3 separate regions of the Mus musculus genome follow, and all the other regions are linked to region 2. A link is a loop called in an ENCODE intact Hi-C map of the cell type or tissue named here. Cell type or tissue: heart. All regions are shown on one strand. Each heading gives the region's core, and the rest is flanking DNA. Links, peaks and the distances in the headings are about the cores only. Region 1 overlaps Cltc (clathrin, heavy polypeptide (Hc)). Region 2 holds the start of Dhx40 (DEAH (Asp-Glu-Ala-His) box polypeptide 40). Region 3 holds the start of Cltc (clathrin, heavy polypeptide (Hc)).

Region 1 (8,360 bases), core at 64-8,063, 99 kb after region 2:
AGTGTGACCTGGAGCTCATCAATGTGAGTACTGAGTGTGCTGAGTGTGTGCAGAGATACCTGTAGTTCTCTAACTAGTTGTATTTCCAGTTAGCAAATTTTGAGATTCTATATGATTTTTTTTAGTTAATGTGCAACAGTTGTGGGCAGATGTGTGCTTTTTAAAACTTTATTTGGAAATAGTAGTAAACCTAAGTCTATATACACTCTCTCCTGAATTGACATGTATTAGCTTTGCTTGGGTTCTTGTACACGGCCTGCCACACAAAGCATTTTAACTAGGTTACATACCTCATGGATTTGCATCCATTCCGGTTCTACTTTGTAAGAATGAAGAAGTATCTTTATGTGGGTACTAGCAACAGTCAGACATTAGCAAGATACTTTAAAAAGCTTGTTTTCAGTTTTGTCAGGGTTTTCTGTAGTTTAGGATCACAATTGTGTCCACTCTTTAGCCTCTTTATTCTAAATTAGTTCTTAGAAATTTGTTTTTGTTTGTTTATTTTGTTTTTAAATGATTGATACCTTTGGTAAACTAATTTTTTATTTGTATTTTGTTAGTTTTTTTGTTTTTTTGTTTTTTGTTTTGGTTTGTTTGTTTTGGTGAAATAGGTGCATAACCAAATTTTCCATTGTAAAGTGAACATCTAAGTGGCTTTCAGTGAGTTCAGTGTTGCAAAATCACCACTCTTATCCAGGCGCTCAGCACTGAGCAAGGATACCTTCTTTTTCAGTAAATCTCCATACACTCCCTTCCCATAGAACCTCACAACTGCTTAACCACACCCAGCCCCAATGGATTTCCCTGTTCTGTAATTTTTTAATTAAAGTATTTATTACTTGTGCACAAGTATGTAGAAGTCAGAGGATAACTTGTAGGAATCCATTATCTCCTCAGTAGATATGGGTCTAATGAACTGATCTCTGGTCATCAGCCTTGGTGACAAGTGACCTTACCTACGAAGCCATTTTGCTGGCTCCTGAACATTTGATGTAAATGTATGATCTCCATTTCCTCCTTTTCTGCAGTGTTGAGACTGCATGTGCTGGGAGAGTACTGTATAAGTGAGCTCCCTGCCTGGCCACAGGAAAACAGTCCTCAGTTTCCCTCTGTCACTTTGCTTTGTAGCTAGAATCAAGCGTTTCAATAAGGGTTTTCTATAATTAGGTTTTCAGGTCTAATTTCTACTCAGAGCGCTGTTTAAATGGTATTTGCCCCGTGCTGTTGGATTTAGAAGCTTATTTTCTTTCTTTATGTCGCCAGCCTCCACTGAATTGTCCACCTTCCCTTCAGGAGTCCTCATAAACAGATGGTGCACATGTTCTTCCTCCTTGTCTATCCTTGGCCTTTGTAACATAAGGCATTCTTACTAGGCTGATGACTACTTCATCCCTTTCTCCTTTTATCAGTTATGGGTTAGAGCTCAAGGGTAGAAAACTGGGCCACCATGAGTGAGGTCCTGCTTACAAATCCCAGTGCTGAAAACAAATTCTGTCATATTTATTAGTCAGTATTCTTGGATTCATAGATTCCTGTTGTGCTCTTTGAATTACAATCCATTACTGTAATTTCTGTTGGCATGCAAATTGTTGCCTGATTGCTTTGAGGCACTTCAAGGCTCATTGTGCAACTTTCCTAGCTTAGAGTTGCTCTTTTTTTTCAGGCAACCCCCAACCTTTTAATGAAAGATGCCATTAGTAACCAAGTTCTATCTTGAAGGTTCCTTCTAGAATTGTTCAGTGGTCAGACCTTAGAAACTTATGTATGTATGTATGTATGTATGTATGTATGTATGTATGTATGTATGTACTTTCAAAGATTATGCATATTTACATGCAGATATATGGAGAAGTAAGTGTGCACTAGCTAATAAAACACTGGAAGAAAGTTTTGAAGGCGACCAGATCTGTATTGGATTGTAATACAAAGCTATAATTTAAGGTTAATACAAAACTAATGCTTTAACATCAAAAATAAGCTAAATATGCTAGTGTGTGTCTGTATTTCTAGCATGTGAGAAGTAAAGGCAGGTAGGTATAGGACTTTAGAGCTCAGGTACGTGAGACCACAATCTCAAACAAGAAAAATAAAGATGCAGTAGTGGGGGTCTTTTTAAAAGTGCCTAAATTTTCCCCCATCCTTTAGTTTCAGTGAGAATATTTGTGATATTCCCAAGATTCTATATAGAATAGATTTTTTTTTAAAAGAGTTGATATGATTACAAATAACTTTCAGACTCGTCTGTAGTTTTTACTATTTGCACTGAAATTAACCTTTGCTATTTTAATTAGGTTTGCAATGAGAATTCCCTCTTCAAAAGCCTTTCTCGCTACTTAGTCCGTCGAAAGGATCCAGAATTGTGGGGTAGTGTGCTACTGGAAAGCAATCCATACAGAAGACCGTTAATTGACCAGGTAAGAATCACAAAAATGTTTCCAATCATTCTTACTTGGAATACTTTCCTATCATATATCCAAATATATTTAAATGGGTCATATTTAACTATAACAGAAGGCAGAAAAAGTGAAAAAAAAACATTAAAATTGTACTATATAAATGTAAAATCATGTATATGTGTAAAATATTATAAGGAAAGTGAAGTCTAAAAACATAAAATTATCTTAAGTTCATCACCACTAAAGAAAGGGAATAAATTAGGATTGACTAAAAGTAGTTACCTGACACATGACCAAAATCAAGACATTTACAAAGGTACATCAGCACACAATGAGGATTGATAATTCAAAAACAAAAAAATCCAAGTAATTTTGGGGTATGACAGCTTATGCCTGAAGTCCCTAGTACTTAGGAGTTTGAGAGAGGAAGAATATGAGTTTGAGTTCACCTTGTCCTATGACTGTAGCAAGATTCTATCTCAAATTCTTTTCTAAAAGTCCAAGTAAGCATCATGGAGATTGTTAAGTTCTGGTCCCTAGCATCACATAAAAGCCCCTGTATGTAACTGCAGTGCTGGGTAGACAGAGACGGGAAGATCTCTCGGGCTGTCAGCTGTCCAACCAGATGAATGAGCTCCAGCTGCAGGGAGAGGCTTGTCTCAGAAGTAAAGTAGCACGTGACTGGGCAGGACACCTGGATCACCTTTGGATACATGCACCTGTACATTCATGCACACAAACACAGGAATAGCACACTCGATACCCAAATCAGTAGTAAGTCTTAACTAAATAGCACAGCACTGGAGTGAAGATTTTTATACCTATATGAAATTGAAATCTTGAATTTAAAGTGCTAATTGTTGCTTGTTGTTAAAATGATTCTTAAATTCTTCTGATAGACAAAAAGATAGAGCATTTTGAGGCATAGATTACTAGCTCTTGAGTTATTCACTCACTCTCTAGAAAGTGGTTCCAAGGCACATTCCCAAGTAGATACAAAGCTCCCTGCAATCACATGGCATCTGAGCACATGAAAGTAGACAAAACAAGAGCTGTTCAATTTCTTATCTGTGCCTAGGGATTTGAAAATAAGAATCCATTAAAGAAATAGTGATACGTTATTATGGATAGTGTTTTAACAGGGGAAAGTGAAAATTGCATAATCACTAATGGTAACATCATATATAAACGTGTTCATGTATATTTGTGTACAAAGATCTTTGAGTAGAAGGGTATTTTTCCTTCTATTTGAGGTTTTCTAATGAAAAGCTAACTAACTTGTTCTTACCAGGCAATATCTTTTTAAAAATACCTTTTTTTTTTTTAAACTATTCCATGTATATCCTTTGTAGGTTGTACAGACAGCCTTGTCTGAAACTCAGGACCCAGAAGAAGTGTCAGTAACTGTGAAGGCTTTTATGACAGCAGATCTTCCTAATGAGCTCATTGAACTGCTGGAGAAAATCGTTCTTGATAACTCCGTATTCAGTGAGCACAGGTATGCTATGCTGCCAGGGGCTTGCATTGGCTTCCTCAGCCTCTCTTTGTGGCCTGTTGGTTTGGGGAAGGAAGAGAAAACAAAGAGAACAGATAGTTTTCTGGATTGTTCTCCTAATACACGCTCTTCTCACCCTGACCCTTGAGACAAATAACCCTCTAGTGTCACAGTGGTGTTTCCTCACCATTGATGACTCTTTGATGACATTGTGCTTGAATGTCTTGGTTTCTTAAGGAATCTGCAAAATCTCCTCATCCTCACTGCAATTAAGGCTGACCGAACACGTGTTATGGAGTATATTAACCGCCTGGATAATTATGATGCTCCAGATATTGCCAACATTGCCATCAGCAATGAGCTGTTTGAAGAGGCATTTGCTATTTTCCGGAAGTTTGATGTCAATACTTCAGCAGTGCAGGTAAATCTTGAAATTACATGAATTGAGATATTGACAATAATGTCTTCTCTTGATGCAAAGAATGCGTTTTCTTGTGAGAGTATGCACAGATTGCTATCACAGTAGAGTAATCATAAAATGCTATCCGTTTAAATGTAACTATGTTGGGTGAGATCCATTTTACAGTAACACCAATTCAAAAATATTGCCCAGGTGTTGATTGAACATATTGGAAACCTGGATCGTGCATATGAGTTTGCTGAACGCTGCAATGAGCCTGCTGTTTGGAGTCAACTTGCAAAAGCTCAGTTGCAGAAAGGAATGGTGAAGGAAGCCATTGATTCTTACATCAAAGCAGATGATCCTTCATCTTACATGGAAGTTGTCCAGGCTGCCAATGCCAGCGGTAAGACTTCTTGTCTTTATGTCCTGAGACCTCCAAAAAATCACTAAGCCAAGCATTAAGGTGTTTAAGTTTTAATTGTATAGAGGTCAGACACTCCCTGGTTACGTGTGAAAGCTTTTAGCCCAGCATCTTGATCTAGACTGACTGAGTTTAGAAAGTCTCTGGAGAAAGTTCATTTTGTTTTGAGGTCTGATAAAATCCTGATAGAGCTCTGGAATATAACTTTAAAGTGGGCAGAAGTATCAAGCAGTTTCGGGGCAATAATAATATAGATATGTATTTTTATACTTTTAAGTATATCCACTTTATATTTGCCATTCTAAGTAATGTCTCTTTGAAAAAGGAGTTAAGCTGGTGTGGTGATGTACACCTGCCAGTGAGGCAGGATGCCTTAAACTCTTGGACTGCGTAGGCTGTTTAGATAGCATGACACTCAAAAAAAATTGTCAGGGGGAACTAATAGCACATCTAACATATTTGCTTGGAAATATAAAACAAGGGTGCTAGTTTATGGACTTATTTTTCTCTTTATTTAGGAAACTGGGAAGAATTGGTGAAGTATTTGCAGATGGCACGCAAGAAGGCTCGAGAGTCCTATGTGGAGACAGAATTGATATTTGCACTGGCTAAAACAAACCGCCTTGCAGAATTAGAAGAGTTCATCAATGGGCCAAATAATGCTCATATTCAGCAAGTGGGTTTCCTGTTTAATTTGCCCCCCAGTTCCTGTGCATGTGTGTCCGTCTGTCTGTCTGTTTTCAGTGGGATGCTTGCATCAAAGTGCATGTGAAGGCCAGAAGACAGGCTCTTGTTTTTATTCCTCAGGAATTATCTACTTAGGAGAAAAGACAGGGTCTCTTGTTGGCAAAAGTCTCACTAAGTAGTTTAAGCTAGCTGGCCAGCAAGCACAAGGGACTGATCTACCACTAGTTTGGTGCTGGGATTCCAAGCACATGCAACACCTGAATTTGTGGGTCATAGGTATTAATTAACTCACATCCTATTGTTTGCAAGGCAAGCACTTTCCAACTGAGTTCCACATTTTAACACATGAAAGTTCAATGATTGAGTAATTTTATCACCCTGGCTGAATCAATATTTTAGGGCTATGAAATTAAACTGTTCTTAGGAGATAGAGTGTGTGTATGTTCATTCATTTTATTTGTAATTTTTGAGATACAAAATTCAGTGGCATGAAGAATGGGTATTTGTTACTCCTGCCTCAACTTCTGGGTGCTGAATTTTACAGCATATTCAACTAAACCCATCTGTTCCTTTGTAGTAAGATAAGAATTTGGAAAAGGGATTAGGCTGAAACCTGTGTTTTACTGATCATGGATTGCTTTTCCTCCTTAGGTTGGTGACCGTTGTTATGATGAAAAAATGTATGATGCTGCTAAGTTGTTGTACAATAATGTTTCTAACTTTGGACGCTTGGCATCTACCCTTGTTCACCTTGGCGAGTATCAGGCAGCAGTTGATGGTGCCAGAAAAGCTAATAGTACTCGAACATGGAAAGAGGTAATCTAAACCCAAGTTTGAATGATGAATTAACATTTTGTTTGATTTTTTTTTCTCTTGTACCGTTGTACTGTTTTTTCTTTTCTGTTGAGTTGAAATAATTGCACATATTTATACTTGGGTTCTCATAGTGGAAAATGTTTATTCTAGGTCTGCTTTGCCTGTGTAGATGGGAAAGAGTTCCGCCTTGCTCAGATGTGTGGACTCCATATTGTGGTGCATGCAGATGAATTAGAGGAGCTTATCAACTACTATCAGGTAACGACACCAGGCCTTTATGTGAATTGAAACCTTCGTACACATATTCTCTCCTCTAATTGCATTTTTTCTTTATGTAGGATCGTGGATATTTTGAAGAACTCATCACCATGTTGGAGGCAGCCTTGGGACTGGAGCGAGCTCACATGGGAATGTTCACAGAGCTAGCTATTTTGTATTCTAAATTCAAGCCACAGAAAATGAGAGAACACCTGGAGTTGTTCTGGTCGAGAGTGAATATTCCTAAGGTAACCAACCAGTCTTCACCACTGATTAGCTCTAATAATTTAAAATACCATTTTCGCTGGGCGTGGTGGCACACGCCTTTAATCCCAGCACTTGGGAGGCAGAGGCAGGCGGGTTTCTGAGTTCAAGGCCAGCCTGGTCTACAGAGTGAGTTCCAGGACAGCCAGGGCTACACAGAGAAGCCCTGTCTCGAAAAATCCAAATAAATAAATAAATAAATAAATAAATAAATAAATAAATAAATAAATGTAATAAATTAAAAAAAAAAAAACAGCCAGGGCTACACAGAGAAGCCCTGTCTCAAAAAATCCAAATAAATAAATAATAGTAATAAATTAAAAAAAAAAAACATTTTCCCTGTTAGGCTGATTGCAGGAGTCATATTTACATCTAAAGCAACTTTGTGGTGCAGGTGCTGAGAGCTGCAGAACAGGCTCATCTCTGGGCAGAGCTGGTGTTTCTGTATGACAAGTACGAAGAGTATGACAATGCCATCATTACCATGATGAATCACCCCACCGATGCATGGAAGGAAGGGCAGTTCAAAGACATCATCACCAAGGTATATACACTCAGAAGTGTGCACTGTGGAAAGAGAAGGCTCCTTGGATAGAAACTGATGTGCATTTCTATTTTTAGGTGGCTAATGTGGAACTGTACTACAAAGCAATCCAGTTCTACTTAGAATTCAAGCCTTTGTTGTTAAATGACTTGCTCATGGTGCTGTCTCCACGGTTGGATCACACTCGTGCAGTCAATTATTTCAGCAAGGTAACTGTTTTAAACTGAACTTTACAGTGAGGATTTCGATGTACTTGGATACAGTTCTCAACCATGGATACCTTTCTAACAAACTTTATTTTAAAGGTAAAACAGCTACCACTGGTGAAACCATATTTACGCTCAGTGCAGAACCACAACAACAAATCTGTGAATGAATCACTGAACAACCTCTTTATTACTGAAGAAGATTACCAGGTAAAACCTTTGGATTCTTGTGAATACTTAACAGTAGACTCTGATTAGCTTTAACACTGACATGTTCTGTGGTAAAAACAAACAAACAAACAAAAGAACCCTGTTAGCCTTAATTTTTAAGTAGCAGGCATGTGGATGCTTAGTCCTTAAATTCAGCAAGGTTTTCGGGATGGGTAAGTGTTCAGCTTTATGACAAGTTTCACTCTTTGAGTTAGATATATTTTATATGCAATATGTGCTTCCTTCCCCTCTTACATCCTGATTGCACATCCAAGAGGCACTGATTTTTCAATTAGTCCATAAACTTGACTGCTGTTAAGTGGACTTAACTGTTTATTAATTTCCTCGCCTAATGTCTTAGTATTTGTCATTTAAATTTGCTCTTATGAAAGATAACACATAAATAGAAACTGTCTAGGTTACTAATTGCGATTTTTCCCTCACTTGGCCTGGCTGGGACTTGCCTAGTAGCGCAGGCTTCCCTCACAGACATCATACTTGAGTGCTTCGTTAGAGCTCTGTGTCAGCACCCCTGGCTCAAAGTCTAGTCTGTAAGAATAGTTTCCTAACAGCTTACGTGCTTGTCTACATTACATTTTCTCCCAATTTCATAGTCATTTAAGTTAGTATCAGTACTGTTTATCTCAAAGAAAATTGCAC
Region 2 (8,360 bases), core at 85-8,084:
TCACATCCCCTGAGTCAGGGTGTCTTTACCATCTGTTCTCAATCTTCCTTTCACTTGCCTTCATCCATTTGAACCAGTGACTGACAAGCCCATCAAATACATTCTCAGTTTGTGTTGTGATACCTCCCCTTCTCCGTACAGTACGGATTCTGTCTGCTTTTCTTTATGTGACCAAAACAATTCTTATTTAATCAGATTAGTGATAGTACTGTTCAGTCTTTCTATGAGCCATAAGCCATCATGTTCTGTTCTTGGGTCTCTGACATTATTATGTGTCTAGTGTTTGGGACTCTGCTTGTTATTATGTAAACAACATATGATATTTTTGCTTCATGTATTGGTTTTACTTCACAATATTTTATTATTGTGTATGTGAGTGTGTACAGTGTGTATATGGGTGGGGTGGTGGGTAACACATGCTGCACAATGCAATCCAGTGGGTAATAATTGAAGGGCCCTTTAACCATCACTTCAGGGGCCCTATATTTTGCTTTCTTTTTTTTTTTTTTTTTATTAGGTATTTAGCTCATTTACATTTCCAATGCTATACCAAAAGTCCCCCTTACCCACCCACCATATTTTGCTTTCTTTTTCAATGGCGATGTAATCACATTATTTCATCATTTTGAAAGTCTTTACAGTTGAGCCCTTGATGCTCGGAAATAGATTGCATGGAACCAAGAACATTTGGAAGACTGCTCATTGAAGCAACAGCAGCAAGGTGCAATCCACACTTCTTAACCTTTGCTTATCACTTGTACTCTTTCTCCTGACTCAGAGGTAACGAGACATAGATTCAATGTTGGGGATGCTTACCATTCTTCCAAAATTCAGCCCACACATTTTCCACTTTTACTCCGTGTTTGTATTCTATTTGTTATTGTAATTTGTAAGATCATTGGTCTAGAAATACTAGGAATATCCCTATGTCATTAATAGTAAAATAGTCTACATGGCCAAGGTTGGGAAAACCTTGGTTGGATGGTGCTACCATCTAGGCTCCTTGACTTTGTTTTCTTTAATTCGTGGCTTCCAGTTTTATTCTGGATATTTTGCTAGGTGGTTATCAACAAATGGAGTCAACTCTAAGAGTTACAACCACTGAAAGACACTCCTCATTTAAATAATTCCACTTCTCATTCCAGTATTAGGTTAGTATGATTGTGAGGTTTCTTATCTCTCTCTTTTTCATCACCAAGAGGAAGTTTCAGAAATTTCTTTCTCACACGTGAAAACCAGAGAATATTAACCTTTAATCCCATATCCCTGGACAGGCAAACTTCTGGGAGCTCAAAGCTAACCTGATCTACTTAATGAGTTTCAGGCCATCTAGGGCTATATAGTGATATATAGTGAGACTTTGTCCAAAACTGTATATATCAAATACTTAATCATTTAAATACAAATTGCTTAGTAAATGGTCACAATTCCTGATTTGAAATGATTCTGCTTATTTTCTTAGAAAGTGACTTTGTGAAATAGCTGGTCTGTTGCTCAGTTACAGAGGTCACCAATATCTTCATGGTCTGACTACAATTGTATATTTTGATCTCTTCTGACATAATAGTTTGAATTACTAATAGAAATCGAAAGGTTCAGAGATGGTTTTAATGTTTTGGAGAAATCTAAAATGTTCTCCTGTCACTAGGGCTATTGCCTCAGCCGTTAGAAAGTTACACCTGACTTGCTATCATTCAAATTCTGATAAACTTGCATTAAAGGAGTTGTTGATCAGTTACGTTGAAAAGGAGTTGATACATGTACGTTTTAAAGCAAAGTCTTGGATTCTTGTAACATCTTACATCTTTTCTAGTTTGGTCTTGGGTTGATAAGTGAATGGTAGTTTTATGTTGCCTTCCTATAAACCATGATTAATTTTAACAGCAGGAACTACTGAAAAGTGCAAGAAGCAAATGGACAAGGTCACATATATCTGTAATTTAGCACTTGGGTAGCTGAGGCTGGAAGATCATGAGTTCTAGGGTATCCTGGGCTACATAGTGATTTAAGTGTAAGAAGCAGGTTTCTTCACATTTTTTCATAATTAACTCAACTCAGAAAATCAGCTGGCATTATCACTGAAGGACTAGTCCAAGAACCCCCCTCCTTCCCTCCCTCCCTTTTCCCCTCTTCCCCCCCTCCCTCCTTCCTTCTCTTTTCCTCTCCCTTCTTTCTCCCTCTCCCCTTTATTCACCTCCTCTTCTGAGACAGAGTCTCATTCTCAGAATTATCCTGGTGGTAACCCGGAACTCACAGCAACTCTTTTGCCTCTGCCTCGCAAGTGTTAGGACCACACTCAGCTTTGATAAAGTACTGGGTATTGAATCCCAGGGTCTCTCATATCGTAGATAAGTATTCTACCACTGAACTGTACACCAAGTCCCCAACATACCTTTAAAAATAAGTAAACCACACCACCTCAGATAATGTGTATCTGTAGAATTTTCAGCAGTTGTGTTTTCTAAGGAACGTACTTCCACTAAAAGTCAACTTATTTTAAAACAGATGTTAACCCTGTCTCGAAAAAAACAAAAAAAATCAACCAACAACCCAGATGTTATTCATTCATCTATCCTCAACAAACCCTATTGTCCACCTCAAATCACTGCTCCCTGCTGGGTGTACAATATATAGTGTTCCGGAAGTCTGGATCATGTGTGTCTTCCCAGCTTCTTGGAGGGTATGGAAAATATGCAAATAAATGTAAATGAAGGGTTCCATGAAGGAAGTGAAACAGCATGGGAATCTAAGTTTTGAAAACTACAGAACTACAAGTTGGACCGCACTATGTGTCTTGATAGGACGATAGGGAAGTGAGTTGCCCAAGGTCACACTGTAGGATGGCTTCGGCTCCTGGGAAAGGGTCATTCAACTGGTATCTGGAGATAGGCAAGACTTGTGGGGATGCTGTGGTGACTAAGGGCCACACTGGACAAACTGTGACCTGGCCCTCAGGTGTTCAGGTGTGACTTCGCGGGTGGCGGAGGCACGTGGCGATGGGCGGGACTCCTTGGGGGTGGTGCCTCGGGGCCCCCAGGAGCGCGGGCCCGTGCGCGTCCAAGCAGAGGCCGCCACGTCATCGAGCCGCTCCCCCACCCCTCTCAGCCAGTCGCACGCGCGGAAGTAAACACCCCTACGTCATCAGGGCGCGTCCTCGCCTTTCCCCTCCCATCTCCTCGGCTCCGTGGACGTGTTCGCTTCTTCTCCGGACCGGGTCTATGTCCCGGTTTCCCGCCGTCGCGGGCAGGGCGCCAAGGCGGCAGGAGGAAGGCGAGCGGCCAATAGAGCTCCAGGAAGAGCGGCCGTCAGCTGTTCGCATCGCTGACAGAGGTACGGTCCGCGGGACGCTGTGGCACCCGGAGGGAGTTATTTGCGGGGCGAAAAGTACATCTGTGGGCGGCAGAGGAGGTGGGAAGGGAGCTTAGACGTTCTTTTGGTCTTTTAAGCCAGACGACGAACTTTGCGTCCAGTGAGCACTTTGGCTTAGAAGGGGGCGGTCCCAAACCCAAGTTGGGTGAGAACCTCTCTGGGGGGCAAGAAAGTGGACCCGAACGCCCAAATGCCTTCTGCTGTTCTACAGCCTCATAAAGCCTTTGTTCTCTACCCGTTCATCCCCCTCCCCTTCGTCGGGCCGCCAGCCTGCCTTTGGGTACGGTATGAAGGGAGCCCGTTTCCAGGAGCCAGTTTCCATGGTTACCCACCACTTGGCCTTCTGGGATATCAGTCACTCTGAACAGGGACCTAACTTGAACTGTGAATCAGAAGCAAATACAGGTGGCTTCTTCTTCTTCTCAGAGTTGTTCTGCTGTGCTCAGGTTGTTGATCTATTGTTTAATAAAATTGAGTTTAGTTTTTCCAGGTAGGTATGCATACATACACGTTGTCTTGTGCTTGACTGACTTTGTCAAGTACGGCGAGTTACACATCAACAATGTTGAAGTTGTTTGATTTTACCAAAAAAAGTTATTCTGAGTTTATAAACTTTCACGTGTGATTTGTACATGGTTGACGTAACTGAAAAGTCATAGATTGATCTTTCCCGTTGTGCGATTCCTGTGCATTCTTCTTTCAGGTCTGAGCCATTGTCAGAGAGCTCTTCTCAGGTGTTTTCATTGCACAATTGTTTTTGTGTTGTTACAGAAGAGAAAGGATGCACATCACAGGAGGGAGGAACAACTCCAACGTTTCCTATTCAGAAACAAAGAAAAAAGCTCATTCAAGCTGTGAGGGACAACTCGTTCCTCATCGTTACTGGAAATACAGGAAGTGGTAAAACAACTCAACTCCCTAAATACCTTTATGAAGCAGGTAATTTTATTCTTGGATAAAGCTGGAAGCACTAAAGAGAGAAATTCTTTAAATTTTAATGAAAGTACTGTAGTGTGCAAATGCCCATTGCTGCGTTGCTTTGTCAGATCCTTAGCCTCCCTATGTCTCCTTGGCTTTCTGGATTTATTTCAGGCTCCGGAATTGTTGGGGTGACATATTAAACTACAATGATAATAATAATAATAATAGAAGAAGAAGAAGAAGGCTGATTGTGGTGGTGCACACTTTTAATCCCAGCACTTGGTAGGCAGAGTCAGGAGCATCTCTGAGTTGTAAGGCTAGCATGGTTTACATATTAAGTTCCAGGCCAGCTATGGTTATATGATAAGAAGGAAAAATAAAAGGATGTTAATTTTCTCTTTTAGGATAAGGTTATCTCATTAGCCAGTGAGAACTGAAACAATTGTGAATTGGAAAGGATAGTTGACCTCTGTTGGGGACATATTTTTGTTGGGGGGGTGTTGGTTTTTTTTTTTTTTTTTTTTTTGAGACAGGGTTTCTCAGTGTAGCCCTAGAACTCACTCTGTAGACCAGGCTGGCCTGGAACTCAGAGATGCACCTGCCTCTGCCTCTTGAGTGCTGGGATTAAAGGTGTGTGCCACCACTACTTTGCTGTTGCTGACAATTTATTCTTCCTCTAGACCGTTATCAGACAAATATTCTCAGATTCTACCAGAATTGAGCAAACAAATTACCAATAAAGTGTCTCATCAGTGTGGCAACATTCTCTTTCATAATTTTGGAAAAGAGAAAATTATATATTACTCATATTAAAATAAAAGTTAATTTGGGGGGTACTAGAGAGATGGCTCAGCAGATGTAAACTCTTGCTGCTGCTTCAGAAGACCAGATTTTTGTTCCCAGCACCTATATTGGCGGTTCACAACCACCTATAACTCTAGTTTGGGGGATTCCGATACCCTCCTCTGGACTCCTAGGGACCTGAATGTGCACATTCAAAGACAGAGATATATATACACTATACATAAATAAAAACATATCCTTTGAATTTTTAAGTCTTTTTCTTTTTTTCCAAGACAAGGTTTCTCTGTGTAGCCCTGGCTGTCTTGGAACTAAGAGAGCCACTTGCCCGTGACTCCTGAGTTCTGTGATTAAAGGTGTATGTTACCATTGCTGGGAATTTTTTTTTTTTTTTTTTTTTTTGAGAATGGCCTACGTATGCTGTTTGAGCTAGCCTCCATCACGCCTGCCCTCACAGTAACCTAATCGGATGCATCTGTCCTAATTCAACATCGCCTGCTAAGGCGTGCTGTCATTTTACATGCCAGTAAGAAAGCAAGTGCTACCAACGGTACAATACATCTCCATTTTCGGGGATGTTAAAATGGTTACAATGTTTACAAAAATTTATGCAAAAGTGGTATTTTTAAATCCAGTTTTATTCTGTGGCAAAGAAAAGTTTAGGAAGTGTGTGGAGTTTTTTTGTATTTTGGTTTTACCGTACTTATGCCATAGTACTAGCTACTTGTGAGGCAGAAGATATGTAGGGTCCAGGAGTCTGAAGCCAGTATGGTAGACTAATGAGATCTTGTAAAACAGACCAACCAAACTTATAGAATCCTTGACTTATTGTTTAAATGCTTTAAAAAAATAAAAACCTCAAACCTAATTAACATGTATATTTAAATTGGCTCTGGTTTATGTTTTAAAACTTCCTTTCATATGCTATCTCTATATGTGTTTAGGCACATGTGGGACACAGTGTGCATGTAGAGGTCAGAGGATAACTTTAGGGAGTCAGTTCTCTCCTGCCAGTGTAGGGTCTGGAGTGGAACTCAGGTATCAGGGAAGCATCTTTACCTCTGAGCTGTTTCGTCTGTGAATGTGCATTCCTGTTTTAAATTAATAGTAAGAATGTTTATGCAAATGTACTGCAGTATGTTGCTGATCTTGTAGGGTTTTCTTTTGAAAACATACCATTTGCATCGATTGACCAGGAACAGTTTTTAATTTTAGTTCAGTCGGAAGAAAGAATTGCTAACTCTGCTTTGTGTTTATATTTCTGGTTTTAATAGGGTTTTCACAACATGGTATGATTGGTGTGACTCAGCCACGAAAAGTAGCCGCCATATCAGTTGCTCAGAGGGTTGCTGAGGAAATGAAATGCACTTTGGGATCTAAAGTAGGATACCAAGTTCGTTTTGATGATTGCAGCTCCAAGGTATAAAAATTTACTAGTATACATTTAAAGTACTAAAAACACACACTCCAGCCCTTCTGTGTGTCTTTCTGTGATGGTGTATATACACGTATGTGTTGAGGCCAGAGGATGACTTCGAGTGTTATCCTCCGAGTGCCATGTATGTGATTTATCGTTTGCTTTTGTTTTTGAGATAAGGTCTATCACTGGCCTAGAACTCCTCAAGTAGGCTAGCTCCTTCATTAAAAGAAAAAAAAGATATTAAGGCGTTGGGGGAACAGGACATGGCCTGGGGAGGTAGCTCAGTTGGTAAAGTACCTGCCTGGCAAGCATGAGGTCCTGAGTGCAATCCCCAGAATCCACATAGGACAGTTTAGTTTGTTTGTGTGTTTTGTTTTGTTTTGTTTTTACTTTTTATGAACATAAATGTTTTGCCTGCCAGTGTCTTTGTATACCATCCATGGTACCCAAGGAGTTTAGAAAAGGATCCCAGATACCTTAGAACTGGAAGTACAGATGGTTGTAAGCTACCAACCATATAGGTGCTGGGAACCGAATCCTTGTCCTCTGGAAAAAAGCAGCAAATGTTCTTAACCAAGCACTAAGGCATCTCTCTAGCCCCTAGGATTAATTTTTTTCTTTCATATTGTTAAGGCCTTGTCTTAGGTATCTGACTTTATTTTATTTATTTATTTATTTATTTATTTATTTATTTTGGTTTTTCCAGATAGGGTTTCTCTGTATAGCTCTGGCTGTTCTGGAACTCACTCTGTAGACCAGGCTGGCCTCAAACTCAGAAATCCACCTGCCTCTGCCTCCCAAGTGCTGGGATTAAAGGGATTGCACTACTGCCCGTCTAGGTATCTGACTCTTATTTCCCATCCTCAACTAGTTTATCTGTTATCAGATGTTTGTCTTAGTTAGGGTTTTACCGCTGTGGACAGACACCATGACTGAGGCAACTCTTTTAAAGGACAATATTTAATTGGGGCTGGCTTATATTTTCAGAGGTTCGGTCCATTATCATCAGAATGAGATCATGGCAGCATCCAGGCACACATGATGCAGGAGGAGCTGAGAGTTCCTCTTCTTGTTCAGAAGGCAGCTAGAAGACTGACTTCCAGGGAGCTAGAATGAGGGTCTTAAAGCCCATATGCAGCTGGGCAGTGGTGGCGCACGCCTTTAATCCCAGCACTTGGGAGGCAGAGGCAGGTGGATTTCTGAGTTCAAGGCCAGCCTCGTCTACAGAGTGAGTTCTAGGACAGCCAGGGCTATTCAAGGGGAAAAAAAAAAAAAAAAGCCCATGCCCACAGTCACTTTTTAGTCACTCCAAAAAGTTCACACCTCCAAATAGTACCACTCCTTGGGCCAGACATATTCAAACCATGACAGTGTTAATGTTTATTTTTCTTAGAGTATGTTTTGTTTGTTTGTTTTTAAATCATAGGTTCCTTGACATGTTGGTTAGATTTTTTTTAAAAAAATGATTTATTACTAGGGGCTGGAGAGATGGCTGGATAGTTAAGAGTACTTGTTACTCTTTTACTCTTTTTTTGGGGGGGGGGGGGCTCGAGACAGGGTTTCTCTGTGTAGCCCTGGCTATCCTGGAATTCACTTTGTAGACCAGGCTGGCCTCGAACTCAGAGATCCACCTGCCTCTACCTCCTGAGTGCTGGGATTAAAGGTGTGCGCCATCACACCCGGCACTTGTTACTCTTGCAAAAGACCTGGGTTCAATTCCCAACATTCATATAATGGCTCATAACCTCCATGACCTCAGTTTCTGGGCACCCAGCAGACACACATGGTGCACATACACTTATATGAACAAAATATTCATGCACAGAAAGTAAATAGATTTTAAAAATCC
Region 3 (8,360 bases), core at 74-8,073, 49 kb after region 2:
TTAGCCTTTCATTTGGAATATACTTGGTGCTATTTTAGTGAATACTCACTGTACATCTTATTGCCATCCCTGATCCATTATAGAACTTGTCTATAGGGTATTCAAGAACAGCTTGACAGTGAAAGAAAGATATAAGCTCAGGTCCATTTCAGACTAAAGTAGAAAGGCCATATTGCTTTGCAAATGTTTTTTGTCCACTCTTTATCCTTGTTGAGGAACTTTGCCTATAGTCTGATCATACTGCACTGAAACACAGTGGGCACTATGTTGACCAATCCCTAAGACTCAAGGGAGATTCTCTTTCTTAGTGGCAAGCGCTATGGTTCTCTTTTATCTTGCATGAAAAGCTACAATTCTTATCAGTAGCTCTAAGGGGCTGAGGTATTTTAAAGGTGCTGTTTAAATGGTGAAACCAGAATCTTACCTGTATAATTCCAAAGTGTCTCTTATGGTTTCTAAAATCTGAATTATATTTGGTATGAAGCATTAGAGTTCTACTTTCCAATTAATCATTGTCTATCTGATGAATGTCTATGACTTTTACACTGCAATTAGTTCAAGCTGTTTTTAGAAGGCTTTGGGATTGCCTTAAGATGAACTACTATGGAGGAATCCTATAAAAAGGTTTGGCTTTGGGGTGGGGACAGTGAGGGAGAGACAGTTTCTCTGTAGTTTAGGCTGCCCTTGAATTCCCCACAACCTCACCCACAGAAGATGAGGCATAAGCCTCACTCAGGGAAGTTCAGAGACTACAGGTGTGAGTCATCATGTGTGGCTATCAAAGATTTTGTTTTGAGGCAGGATCTCATGTAGCTCAGTCTGTTCAATATAGGAAACCAGCCCTGAATTCCTGACTCTCTTCACTATTATCCTGGCTTCCCAAGTGCCAAGTGCTAGGATTACAGGCATGTACCAGCACACCCAGCAGAAAAGTGGTGGGTTTTGCTTTGTGTTCCAGGATGGTTACACATCTATAACCATTACAGAGTTCCTGGTATAAAATATAGAACTGGCGAACAATACAGTTTTCTTGTGTAGATTTTGAGAAACTACAATTCCTCAAAATAACATACAAAGCAATGTTTTTGTTATGGCGCTTACTATATAAGGGCCTGCTGTTGATAACTCTGTAAAAATAGCTTCAAATTCATACCTTGACCATTTAGTACATGACCTCTTTTACTAAAACAGGGCAAACTAAAAGCCAGGGTGATGACTCATCCTTTGCAGCAGTCTGTTTGGATAAAAAAGTTACTTACACAGGATAGCAGGATTTGTTTTAGAGCTTATCAGGTTATCTATTTTAAGGTAGTGCTTAAAACCACGCCTTTTAGGTATAGCTTAGAAAACTTAGTGCCTCAGTGTTTGGGATTTCTTTTTTCTTTTTGGTTTTACATGATAGGGTTTCTCTGTGTAGCCCTGACTGTCCTGGAACTCACTCTGTAGACCCGGCTGGCCTCAGAGATCCGCCTGCCTCTGCCTCCCGAATGCTGGGATTACTGTGTTTGGGATTTCTAAACCAGGAACTGTCCTTTCCCCTGTCTCTGTCCTGCTGGAAATTTAGCCAGCACAATCTCATTATAATCATCTTTTATTACAGCAAATTACTGATCTTTAAGAGGCATGCCAGTTTGGAGCTGTTCTAGTTTGGGGGAACAAGGTCCTGCTATGTGGAACTCTAGATCTTCCTGCCTCAGAACCCTCCAGTGTGAGGATCACAGGTGAGCACCACAGTGTCCCCAGCATTGGGTAGCATTATCATTTACACTATTTTTCTCTTGGAAAAAAAAAGGGGGGGGGGCATTAACTGTTTAAGGTGCCTTTGCTGAGTGAAATCTGCTTAGTCATTTTAGTTGCTTTTACTGTTTTTCTCCAATACTGCCTTTCATATTTAGGCTGAGAGGAGAATCTGGCAGGCAAGGCAGCAGTCCTATTAATAAGCAGAATGATTTGGGATATCACCATCTACTTTTCTTCTTTCTAAATGATTTCTGAAAACAACTCATTCTTGAAATTTCTATGTGTGATGACAAAGCAGTCTCAGCGCACTTTTTGGTTAGGTATTCCACACCAAGGAAGTAAAATCAACTGCTCTGGGGATTTGAAATGTCCTTTCATGCAGGGTCTGTATGAAAATACAAGGCCCTTGTCAATAAATTGAAATGTGGTGATCTGTTCATGGTGAAGCTCTTACATCCCAAATTCTGAGATTGAAAGTGCAATTCTATTAAGCTACTGACATTTCTGTAATAAAACAGTAACTCCCTTAGGATTTTAATTTAAAATTTGCCCACCTCTAGAAAAGGACAAAGTCTTATGAAAACAATCTTTTCAAACATTGCAGGACAGGGCACATTCAAGTGCTTAAGTGAAATTATGTAAACACAAAACATCCTAAATATGGTGGCAAGGCTCTTCTTCAAGGGTCTGTTGTCTGCCTTCTCACTTGCCTGGTTCTCCTCTCAGCCCAGATATGAAAGGCAGTATTTGGGGGGAATACTAAACGCAACTGAAATGACTAAGCAGATTTCTCTAAGCAAAACCGCTTACGCAAAATTATTGTACACCCAGTGGTTGTCTTATGTTCTTTAGGTTGAAAGGGGCATTGAAAGTAATTTCCTCAAGAACTTTCAGGGGGATTAAGACGAACTATGTGGAAATGAACTCTCTAAATCTTCCTTATATTGGTGCTATTGTGAGACATTACACCTTACACTTTAGCAAGAGCTCTGGGGCGGCTATTAATCGCTAATGAATGCTGCAGATAGCTTACTGCTGTAGGAAGGCAAGGTGCTCCGGTTTTGAAGGGCTTATTACATCGCCCACCCTGTAACTACAGGTAATGGTCCTACTACCATGTATGACTAACAGTCAATCCCTCAGCTCCAAGACAGCCCCTGAGGTTTCTTTCCCTAGCCATCCTTTGATCTACATCTTTTAAGCTTTTTCCTGTGGCCGAACCCTCCAGTTCTCGAAGGCCAAACTGATCTCTACACTAGGCTGATCTAAGTCCACCAAAATGTCCGCGGAAGCGCTCTCCAGGGGCCAGCAGGAGATTCTTCTCCCATGGCCTTCCCTGTCCTTTGAGATGGTTTATCTGAGGATCTCGAGGAGCCATCCGGCTCTCCTGGCGTCAGAAGGGCGTGCGTCAGGGCAAGGAAGCTTGCAGCTCAGTACGGTCCCCCTCCCTGAGGTGTCAGCAACCACCCACTGCGCGAAACCAGGCGGGGGAGGCGCGCCGCAGCCAGCCGCCCGAGGAGCTCTGCGGCGGGGCCGTTTCCCTTAGTCACCGCGGCACCCACGCCGCGGCCTTCTCCTCAGGCACTCGGTGTCCTCACGCCCAGGCCGCCACGCCGGCAGGGGGCTCAACCGCCACCTCCTCCCCAGGAGCAGCGGCCAGTATCTTGCCTCTCGCCCTCCACTCTGGCAGCCTTCAACCGACCCTTCCCTACCCGCATCACGTGCACCGGGAAGTGCGTGGGTGGGTCTTACAGCGCCTACGGAAATGACGTAGTTCGCCCCGAGTCGCATGATGTGGCAAAATGTTAAAAAAAAAAAAAAGTGGGAGGGGGGAGGGGAGAAGGGAGAAACCGGAGCCTGGGGAAAGTGATGAGTCTAGAAAAAGTAGTCCCTCGGTTCCTCTGTTTCCCCGCAGCCGCATCAGCGAAGAGCGCTCCGCGCACTGCGTCCCTGAATCCCTACGCCCGACCGCGGCGCGGCGTCTGTGGAAGGCTACATAAGGCGGACGGCGTGAGGAGACTGGGCGGAGTTCTGCCTCGGGATCCTTCCGCAGGGCTCAGCCGTTTCCGGAGTCTGCGCTGCTCCCGGTTCCGCCATTGCGGCTCTCCCGGCCCCTGGAGCCTCCGCCCCCGACCCAAGCTCTCTCGTCTGCCTGCCAGTTCCCTGCGTCCCCGGAGAGTATCCCTCTGAGCCCAGCCTCCCCTCCCCTTCCCCGTCTCCTCCTCTCCCTTGGAGAGCCCGGGCAGGCACTGCCCTGCAGCCCCAGTGACAGGAGGAGACCATACTCCCCGACAGCGCCATGGCCCAGATTCTGCCCATTCGCTTTCAGGAGCATCTCCAGGTACGTGTGAGTCGGGGCTGCTGAGGGACTTTTCGAGGGTCGTGGGAAGGAAGAAGCTAGCGGCCTGGCCCGAAAGGGATCGAGAGAAGGGGAGTGGGGGGTGTCGGTATTTGGCATAGGTGGAGGAAGGACAGTGTCTTAAAAGCTTAAAGGGTTAAATGATATGAGACTAGGATGGAAATGACGAATCGGAGTGCAAAGGGCGGCGAGGCCAGGCCTTACGTCTGACGACCTCTTATTCTGCTTCCTGGATTGCAAGAACTGCGCATACCAGACCCCCCTTCCCATTTTACTCAGTTCATTCATTTGGGTAGGGGCTAGGTGGGGGAGCTTCTCGCGCGTTTCTCCCAGAGCAAGATTTCTCGTTAACCCTGAGCGACGCGGGGCTGTCACCTTCCCTTGGTCTATTCCCATTTCTACATCGAGTCTGCACCCAGGAATTGTGTGGCGGGTGGGTTGGGGAGGAGCTGCATCCTCCCTCTGCAGCTCACCACTGAGAAAGGCACCTTGGGGTTAGGGTAGCAGTGGCTCGTGGCTTGCCTTCCCTGAATCTATAAGGAACCGAAGGTCACACTCACTGAAGGAACAGAAAGAAGATAGAGGGGCGGCAAGGGGCGGTGTCAGTCTCGGTGCCTGGGGTCAAGGTCCCAAGGGGAACGCGCATATTTTTCCTTTCTTGGTTTCTTCAGAGGGTTAGTGTAGCTCTTAGGCTCACTTTGATTCTTGCAGGTAGGGAGAGTTATTTAGAGGTTATTTATGGCCTTTTGGAATTTAGCAGGTAGTTGTGGGATTACGGCAGGAGTATGTCTCACAGGACTGCGTGGAATTCATCAGAGCCGGGTTTAAGTGCATACCTGCTCTGTGTCAGTACCTAACAAGTTGATCTGTAACTGGCTCCTTTTTAATAGTCTGGGGCGTCCCCCCTCCGCCCCCCACTGCACCTTATCCTGGAGTCAATACACCATTGTCTAACCTGGCAACCTGCCAGCAGTTGGCCTAGGCAGGTGACTGTTGGAGGGCTTCGCTGAATTACGCTTCTTCTGAACTGCTGATTTTCCTGGTTCACTTGTCCCGACTCTTTGACATCATAATTTATTCATATTAATTTACTTTCCCTCAAGTATCCCCATAAAGAAATCTGCTTTCAGCTGCATCTTCTGAAGGGCTAATTTCATGAGGGGGAGGTGCAGTGATCCAGTTCAAATATTGGTAACTTATTGAGTGCTTTATCATTGAAGGCAATCTGATTTACTTTTCTTCATTGATATACATAAAAGATGTTTGATAATAAAGAGGGTTAACTAAAATTTAGCACCAAGTAAAATAATTAAATATTTCTTTATAGACTTTACCGTGTTGCTAACATTAACGAATTATTTTACTTTAGGACTTCTTTGCCCATTAAATGACTTGAATACATTTTCTTCAGTCATCACTAGTTTTCAAATAATTCATCTGATTTTGGCAATAAGATCTCTATTTTGTAAAGGTCTGAAAAATGTCAAGTGACAATGCTGACAGAGAAGTTAATTTTTGTTCTCAATTCAAGCTTGAGTTTCCTCTGTTAAGAATATAAAGTGTTAGGAAAGCACTGTTCTGGATGTTAGTGGACAGTGGGCTCTTCAGGCTGAGTTAAGAGGGAGGCAGCCTGTGTACACTAACAACAGAAAAAAATCTAGCTTTAATTAATTGCTTGCTTTAATTAATTTGACCATGATTTGGGTTGCTGTTTTTTCTTCTCCCATCTTTGGGATTAACACTTGGCCACACTGAAGTTACCAGAAATAGCTTTCTGCAAATATGTGTATAAACCTTACACAAAAGAAGCAAAGACAACTGCTGATGACATGACCGTTGCTGGTGATTTGAGTAATAGTTTTTCATTTCTATTAAACTCAAGACCAGAATTGTTGAATGGTCTTACAGACTGGAATCCAAACTTGTCACTAATTAAAAACAGATTTAATGCAGGTGTGGCATGTGAGTAGCAATTTCTGCAAATATTTGAAACTGTTTTCCAAAATTTAAAGATTTTGAATATTTATAAAATAGCTTTACAGATACACTTGAAGATCTCGGATGCTTATTTTCTGGAGGACCTCATTACACTTTAGGCTTTGGCTGGTAGGATCCCACTCTAGTAGATAGAGTCAGGTGTGCCGAAAGGATAATGTATCTTCTGATCTCAGACTTTTATTCCCTCTCTTTTAACAAACAAACATACAGTGTAAGGATTATTCCAGTTGTCATCTTAAGTCTTTGATTGCCCAGCCTCTGCCATTCTGCTTAGAAAACAACTTTCTAAAGCATTTAGGAGAACTGGGAAGTAAGGAGTGTAGAGTTCACTTGTGAAAGTTAACAGCAAACTCTAAATTAATTTATTTTAAACTTTTTATGAGAATGTTGCAAATAAAAAATTGCTATTTATTTTCATATCCCTTTGTGCATTTGTTTAGATGAAGATCTGTCATCAAGGCTTGGAACTATATCACATAATTTTGATATTTTATGTGATGAAGGAATTTTTGTTGAGTTGCAGATTCTGAACAAATTCTAGGCTGCAGAACTCAGAAAGTTCAGTGCCAGCCAGCAAAACCCTGTCTCAAAGGACAAAACAACAAAACCCCACTGCCTGCAATTTTCAGTTCCTGGCATATTAAGCATTTTGCAATTGACACATTTTGTTGAGCATTTGGATACTTTTAATTTTCATTTACAAATCTTTCCACCCCGTTCTTCTCTCTTTGATCCATAAACACAGACATGCAATGTGTTGCTGAGTTGAATAGTAGGATTCTTAAGAAGGTTTTGGTTTCAAAGAGAAAGCAGTAATAGATGCTTAGGAAGACTAGAAGAGCATGCCACCTGGAAGTAGACTCTAATCTACCGTGGAAATAGTTTAAATGAAGACCGATTCCCTCCCCCCCCACCCCCCCCAGAATTTTCTTAAAGGTTAGTTTACTCAGCTTTAAGGAGTTTGGCCAATTTTAATGAAAATACTTGTGCCCTGTTTGGGATTATACTTTAAGGTATGCAAAACTATGGTTTTCACTTTAAAGTCTTGGGAACTTGGGTAGTGTGCTGTTGGGACAGTTGTTTCTGATAAGTGAGGGCTAGAGAGTGAGGAGGAGAGCAGTCCAACTTCTGTTGTGTGCTGTGTCCTCACTCAGCCCTTGGTCCTGTCTCACATTAACAGTGGAAGACTAAGGCTGGAGGCCGTACTCAGGGGCCATAGTCAGAATGGGGTTTGGATCGCCTCTTCTGTTTTTAAGACAGAGTCTTAACTATATCGCACTGTCTGGTCTGAAACTTACTATGTATAACAGGATGGCTTTGAACTGAGATCTGCTTGCCTCTGGCTCCAGCGTGCTGGAATTATTGCATATTCCATCACACCTGACCATAAATCATATTTTAAAGACAGTGTCTTGCTAATGTTGCCCAGAGTGGATTCAGATTCAAAATCCTCTTGCTTCTCAGCCTCTTGAGTGCCGGGGTTCTAGGCCTGCATCATCATGCCCTGCTGCAGTGATTGCCTTTAAGAGATGCTACAAGGGACCAGAGAGGTGCTCTGTGCTTAAGAGCGACTGTTAACTCTTCCTGAGCACCTGGGTTTGGTTCCCATCACATACAGACAACTCCTCATCTCCTGTAACTCCAGTTCCAGGGGCTCTTCAGTCCTCCAAGGATACCAGGCACACATGTAGCACACATAGGTATATGCAGGCAAAATTCTCATGTACATAAAATAAATAAATCTAATTAAAAAGAGAGAGAGAGAGAGAGCAAGAGGGTTGGAGAGATGGCTCACTGGTTAAGAATACTGACTGCTCTTCCAGAGGTCCTGGGTTCAGTTCTCAGCAAACACATAGTGGCTTACAATCTCTGTAATGGGATCCAATGCCCTCTGAAGACAGCTACAGTGTGCTCATAGACATAAAATAAATAATTCCTTTTTTTAAAAATAGAACAAGAAACTACACAGATTTCCTACTATTTTCTTTCCTGTTGGACTTTGGCCTAGAGAAGAGATTTTCCTCTTGTTTAAAGTATGATTAGTGATGTGATACAGTGAACAAAGGAAGTCTTGGGGCTGGCTCAGTGAGACAAGTTCTGACTATCAGAAACATGTGATGGTCATAAGTAACAGGGAAAATATAGGTGCAGTTCATGTTTTATTTAACACATTATACCCAAGATACTATTTTAGATATATTCAGTATAAAATTAGCTAGTTGAAATTCTATTCAAAATGGCCATTTTGTATTCAGACATCTTG

What was found. Hi-C counts contacts between places; a loop is a spot of excess contacts. Peaks named below come from ENCODE experiments on the same cell type or tissue, not always from the same donor. Only the 100,000 strongest peaks of a DNase experiment are listed, where the experiment ranks them.
Region 1: it touches region 2 in a loop (1.9-fold over the local background); 3 of 42 quality-filtered maps call a loop at or near these places.
Region 3: it touches region 2 in a loop (2.1-fold over the local background); 6 of 42 quality-filtered maps call a loop at or near these places.

The regions. Positions count from the first base shown.
Region 1 is chr11:86,703,004-86,711,363 of GRCm38, reverse strand. It overlaps Cltc (clathrin, heavy polypeptide (Hc)), which reads left to right. Exons shown (of 32, transcript NM_001003908.2): 17 at 1-23; 18 at 2,292-2,414; 19 at 3,749-3,894; 20 at 4,129-4,312; 21 at 4,505-4,697; 22 at 5,234-5,391; 23 at 6,054-6,218; 24 at 6,369-6,476; 25 at 6,557-6,724; 26 at 7,135-7,284; 27 at 7,362-7,493; 28 at 7,590-7,700. Among named protein-coding and RNA genes, the nearest start is that of Ptrh2, 23 kb to the right of the region's middle. In heart, for the core only: no CTCF peak of the experiment used is centred there; no DNase peak of the experiment used is centred there.
Region 2 is chr11:86,802,408-86,810,767 of GRCm38, reverse strand. It overlaps Dhx40 (DEAH (Asp-Glu-Ala-His) box polypeptide 40), which reads left to right and starts at 3,108. Exons shown (of 18, transcript NM_026191.2): 1 at 3,108-3,330; 2 at 4,141-4,308; 3 at 6,366-6,511. The coding sequence starts at 3,219. In heart, for the core only: no CTCF peak of the experiment used is centred there; DNase peaks (open chromatin) are centred at 3,137 and 3,617; H3K4me3 peaks cover 1,550 bases; H3K27ac peaks cover 1,157 bases.
Region 3 is chr11:86,752,969-86,761,328 of GRCm38, reverse strand. Cltc (clathrin, heavy polypeptide (Hc)) reads left to right here and starts at 3,762. Exons shown (of 32, transcript NM_001003908.2): 1 at 3,762-4,081. The coding sequence starts at 4,040. It overlaps Gm42085 (a long non-coding RNA gene), which reads right to left and starts at 3,616. Exons shown (of 3, transcript XR_880101.3): 1 at 3,453-3,616. In heart, for the core only: a CTCF peak has its summit at 3,365 (motif pointing right); DNase peaks (open chromatin) are centred at 3,458, 3,758 and 5,008; H3K4me3 peaks cover 3,984 bases; H3K27ac peaks cover 3,793 bases.